Regions from separate parts of the Homo sapiens genome. Here region 1 is linked to region 2. Evidence: chromatin loops called from intact Hi-C (ENCODE). Cell type or tissue: endothelial cell of umbilical vein. All regions are shown on one strand.

Evidence for each region. Peaks named below come from ENCODE experiments on the same cell type or tissue, not always from the same donor. Only the 100,000 strongest peaks of a DNase experiment are listed, where the experiment ranks them.
Region 1: a loop joins it to region 2, with 5 times the contacts of the local background. A loop is called at or near these places in 8 of 110 quality-filtered maps.

The regions. Positions count from the first base shown.
Region 1 is chr4:125,738,480-125,740,979 of GRCh38, reverse strand. No RefSeq gene overlaps it. Among named protein-coding and RNA genes, the nearest start is that of MIR2054, 230 kb to the right of the region's middle. RefSeq lists a silencer at 872-1,166. In endothelial cell of umbilical vein, no CTCF peak of the experiment used is centred here; DNase peaks (open chromatin) are centred at 1,019 and 1,909; H3K27ac peaks cover 2,367 bases.
Region 2 is chr4:125,388,976-125,391,475 of GRCh38, reverse strand. The region is part of intron 2 of FAT4 (FAT atypical cadherin 4); the gene reads right to left. Among named protein-coding and RNA genes, the nearest start is that of FAT4, 75 kb to the right of the region's middle. In endothelial cell of umbilical vein, no CTCF peak of the experiment used is centred here; DNase peaks (open chromatin) are centred at 1,085 and 1,585; H3K27ac peaks cover 2,130 bases.

The sequences.
Region 1 (2,500 bases), 350 kb before region 2:
GATTTATACATACACCGGATCAAATTTCCAAAACAAAAAATATAGACAGACTTTCTCAAACACTAGCTTCTACAGGATGATTTGCTTTATTTTGGGATATCATAATGTCACTTTCTGCTAGTATACATTATATATACTGATTCATGAAGCAATTTCACTATCAGAATTCTCAGTATAATCAACAACAATGGAGAGGAGGTGGAAGCCATGGATACTTATTTAGCACCTACTATTTACCATACACCTACAGTTTATTTTCCTGATCCATACTCCAGAAAGAGCCTCACAACTAATGAATTTTATGGGAAAGGGAGAACATATATGTGTATACATATATTTAATAAAAATAAAATTTAATAATTTACATTCTCTATATAACTATCTATATAATGTAAATATAACATATATAAATATATATATTTATTTATTTATATAACTTCCCTAGGAGCCAGAATCAAGAACAAAACACTCTTAGTCAAGATATTCTTTAAATAGCAGGAATTGTTTGGATGTCATGGTTCTATTTTATTTAAAGGGGGAGTATATTTCTAAGTAGTCAATCTTTTTTTCTAATCTAGCTGGAGATGATGGAGTCAATGTGCTTCATAAGGAATGTCCTTACTCAAAATGATCATGGTGTCACAACCATTCTATTGTTTCTGGTCAATTTCTATTTTAACTCAGTACATTTTAAAATCAACAATTATTGAAAAGGAAATCTGTATTGTTCATGACAGTTACACCATTCTTTTCTAAAACAACAGAGACTTTATTAAAAGCAAAGTTGCATACGGCCATTTCTTGAGTTTTTAATTTTATTACCAGTAAAAAGAACAAAACATCAGACAAGACTATTGTCCGATCCATCTGGTGCTATATTTCCTCCACACAAGACTTGTATCACACACACAATATTTCAACTGCAAATGTTGTTCAGCTTTTAAAACAATTGCCTATCAAAGCATCCAGGTCCCATTGATAACGGAGCAAAGCCTTTCCTGCAATTGTGAGCCAGGAAATGCTGGCCCCTTGGCAAGTCTCATATGTCCTGTTGCTTGTAATCTCCCTCCCTCCTTGCTGGAATGTGTTATTTTTAAGCAGCTAGACTAACAGGAAGAGAAAGTTGTACTTCTTTTCATGATATGGAGGCAGGCAGGGGAAGGCAGTAAAGCAAGAAACTGTTTCAGGAATTGAGGCTGATCAGATCTTAAAACCACTTACCAGATACCTAGCCACAGCTGTGAGAAAAATCTCCAGTTCCAAACAGTTTGGAATCAGTAGTAAGTCCACCATTCCATAGCCCAATACATTTTGCAGGCTCTGTGGACTGAAAAATTCAGACACAAACTGTACTGAAGGTGTATAGAACTTCATTGTTCTGTATTTACATGGATTAAAGAATGTGTTTCATTTTGCAGAGCAGCTCTGAGAATAAATCACTCTAAAGAGAACCACAGAAATAGAGACACATTTTATATCATGATGATTGCTGAATGTTGAACCAACATTCAATGGAACATTATACTGAAAAGCATAATTGCATAATTTGAAAAAGAAACACACTCTCATACTCACCTATGTCAGAAAGAGTATTACATATTCAATCTATCATATCTGTGTCTATAAAAATGATTTCATTACTTAAATAATTCATTTTTTCCTCTAAGTGTTTGCTTAAGGACAGGTCAGTGTTAAGAAAACAAAAATTGACCAAGGGCGTGATGAGTATGAAGGGCACTTTGCCTTGCTCATCTCAAACAAAGCATGTTTCTGCCTTAGATGTTTTGTTCTTGATGTTCTCCCTAGAATGCTCTTCCCCAAGACTGGCAAGTCTCCCTCTCTCCTTTAATCAGGCTTCTGCTCAAATGTAACTTTTGATGACTATCAAATCACACACACTACTCTATCTTCATGGACTTCCCCACTTTATGTTTTTCATAGCCCTTAGCATCACTGATACACTCTATACATTTACTTGTTTCTCCTGTGCTTATTTATTAACAATTTCTCCTCAAAGGAACGTAAGGCCCATGTGAGCAGAGACTTTGTTTTGTTTACTATGGCACTCCAAGCATGAGGAGAGAGCCGGCCATGGCAAGTGGCAGACGCTCAATAAGAAAATGTGGAATGGTTGAATAAGTTAATTTCTAGATACTTCTTAGTTGGTCATGGAGTACACTTAATTCCAGTTTTCTTTCCTCTTATTCATCTAAATAGTTCAAATAAATTGAAATTATAGCAATATATTCTAATGTATATGAAAGATTTTCCCTAGATATTATTAATACAAGTCCATGAAAGTCACAAGAAAAAAAAAATTAGTATGTGCCCACGAAGATAACCAACTACTAAACACTAAGAAAGGAGCTGAGATATAATTAATTTATCATTGTTATTCTTTCCCTCATCCATTCTTTATTTTCCCTAATAATTTAACATTAAATGATCATGAATTTAATCATGCAAACATTTGCAACTGCATACCAAAGAGCCAATACCC
Region 2 (2,500 bases):
TGTTCTCATTGTTCAACTTCCACTTATGAGTGAGAGCATGCAGAATATGGTTTTCTGTTCCTGTGTTAGTTTGCTGAGGATGACGGCTTCCAGCTTCATCCATTTCCCTGAAAAGGACATGATCTCATTCCTTTTTATGGCTGCATAGTATTCCATGGTGTATATGTACCACATTTTCTTTGTCTAGTCTATCATTGATGGGCATTTGGGTTGGATCCATTTCTTTGCTATTGTAAATAGAGCTGCAGTAAACATACATGTGCATATGTCTTTATAGCAGAATGATTTATATTCCTTTGGGTATATACCCAGTAATGGGATTGCTGGGTCAAATGGTACTTCTGATTCTAGATCCTTGAGGAATTGCCATTGTCTTCTACAATGGTCAAACTTACTTACATTACCCCCAACAGTGTAAAAGTGTTCTTATTTCTCCACAGCCTCAGAAGCATCTATTGTTTCCTGACTTTTTAATAATTGCCATTCTGACTGGCATGAGATGGTATCTCCATGTGGTTTTGATTTGCATCTCTCTGATTATCAGTGATGTTGAGCTTTTTTTCATGTTTGTTGGCCACATAAATGTCTTCTTTTGAAAAGTGAATCATGACTTAAAATTTCAAAAACTTCAGAAAAAATATCCTTAATATGTTTTGTTCAGAATATCTCCCACTTAGGAGACTGGAATAAAAGGTCCTACACATTGCCCATCTCTGCTTCAAAAGCTGCTACACTAAACACCATGAAAGGCACGTGTAAACCTGGAAGAATAACTGAGCTCATTCAAATGTGTATTGCCCTTAATAGGTCATTATGATGTCAACTCAATAACATTTTGCTAAATGATGCCTCAGTTTATGCTGTGTAGGTACTACTAAAATTAAGCAAGGAAAAACTCTAATCTTACATTCAAAACAATTTTTATTCACCAGAGTGAAACAAGATGCTGGAAGCCTACCATTTACTTTTCTGTATGGAATCTCAAGTGAGGAGTTGAAATTGAAAGCAAACTAACCAAATTGAAACCCACACCAATATCAGTACAACCATCACGCCTCAGCTGTTGCTTCCTTTGGCCCTGAAAAGGAAAACTCCACCTTTCCTGCCTGAGATGAGTGTAGAGTGTGGAATATGAGTTTGCCCACAATGCAGTGAGAAGCTCAGTGCTGGGAGACAACTCAGTATGACCGCATCAGGGTGATGTGTAAAGAAACACTCTATGACCTGACCTTAAACATGAGAATCAAGTATAGAGTTAAATTTCGTAATTAGGAACAAAAAAAAAATTCAACGCCTAATTGTACTATAGTTTATGGGTTTAGGCTCTAAATATTTCCATTTCTTAACAACAATAAAGAGCTGTATTGCCACGAAAGGATGGTGCCAGAGTCTGCATATTTCCTTTAAGTTTGTTCTTCATTTTTTTCCCTATTTTGGGTGACCACTGGGAATTCTACTGCCATAAGTCTGGGTGAAATGTTTCACGACATCCAGAACACTTCATCATGTAGCAGAGCCAAAATCTATTATGGTTTGCAAGTGACTCATATTTCAGTTATGAGAAAGCCCTAACAAAGAACAGTTTGCATTTAAATGTTCTAAATGTCAGGAATGTAATGTTTGGACTATGTAGGTATGCAAGGCCTGATCTCTATGAACAAGGTTTTAAGTATTTATTTGTTTGCGATGTATAATCAACTTTGTTCAAACTTGTGGTAACTCTAATAATAGTTTACTGTCTCATCTTGATGGTATTACTGAAAGTTTGAAATTGCAATGTGAAAAAAATGGGAGAAATCAAACTTTGGAGGAAAGACCTACCAACTCATTCTATGAAAGACTGGCCAGAGCTATATGGGACTTATTAAGGAAAACTAATAGGACCACTACCACCTGCATGAATGAAACATAACTACTAGAAAACACAAGTCTGTTGCAGGCCCAAACTCTACTTAAGTTTCAGAAATTATCATAAAGTAAGTGTATGCATTTGGTGCATTTTTTTCTTTAGAACTAGAAGAAAAAAATGAATAAGCATTATATTTTACTAGAAAATGCGTATTTAAATATTATCATGCATACTAAAGGCCATTTTATTACGTTATTTCACAGGAAACACTTTAGTACAAGAAACATGATATAATGGTAATATTTGATGAAGTAACATACAATATGGGAATTGGAATAATTCTGTTTTTAAGATTATAGGCTATTAAGCATTTTGTCATGTAAAAGTTTATACCTTAAATTTAAATAATATTATATCTATTTAGATATCTGGGCATTTACTTCACATAAAAATATCTAAGTATTCTGGAATATTAGGAATGAAAGAAGCATACACATTTTAGATTCTCTTTGGTTTCATTTTTTAAGGAAAGTAAAATTAATCATAATGAGTTTTAAAACTGAATGTACTTCTCATATAAGCTACATGTATATAACTGTGACCAATTATATTTCTCAAACAAAAGTAATTACATTAATCTCTCACCACTAA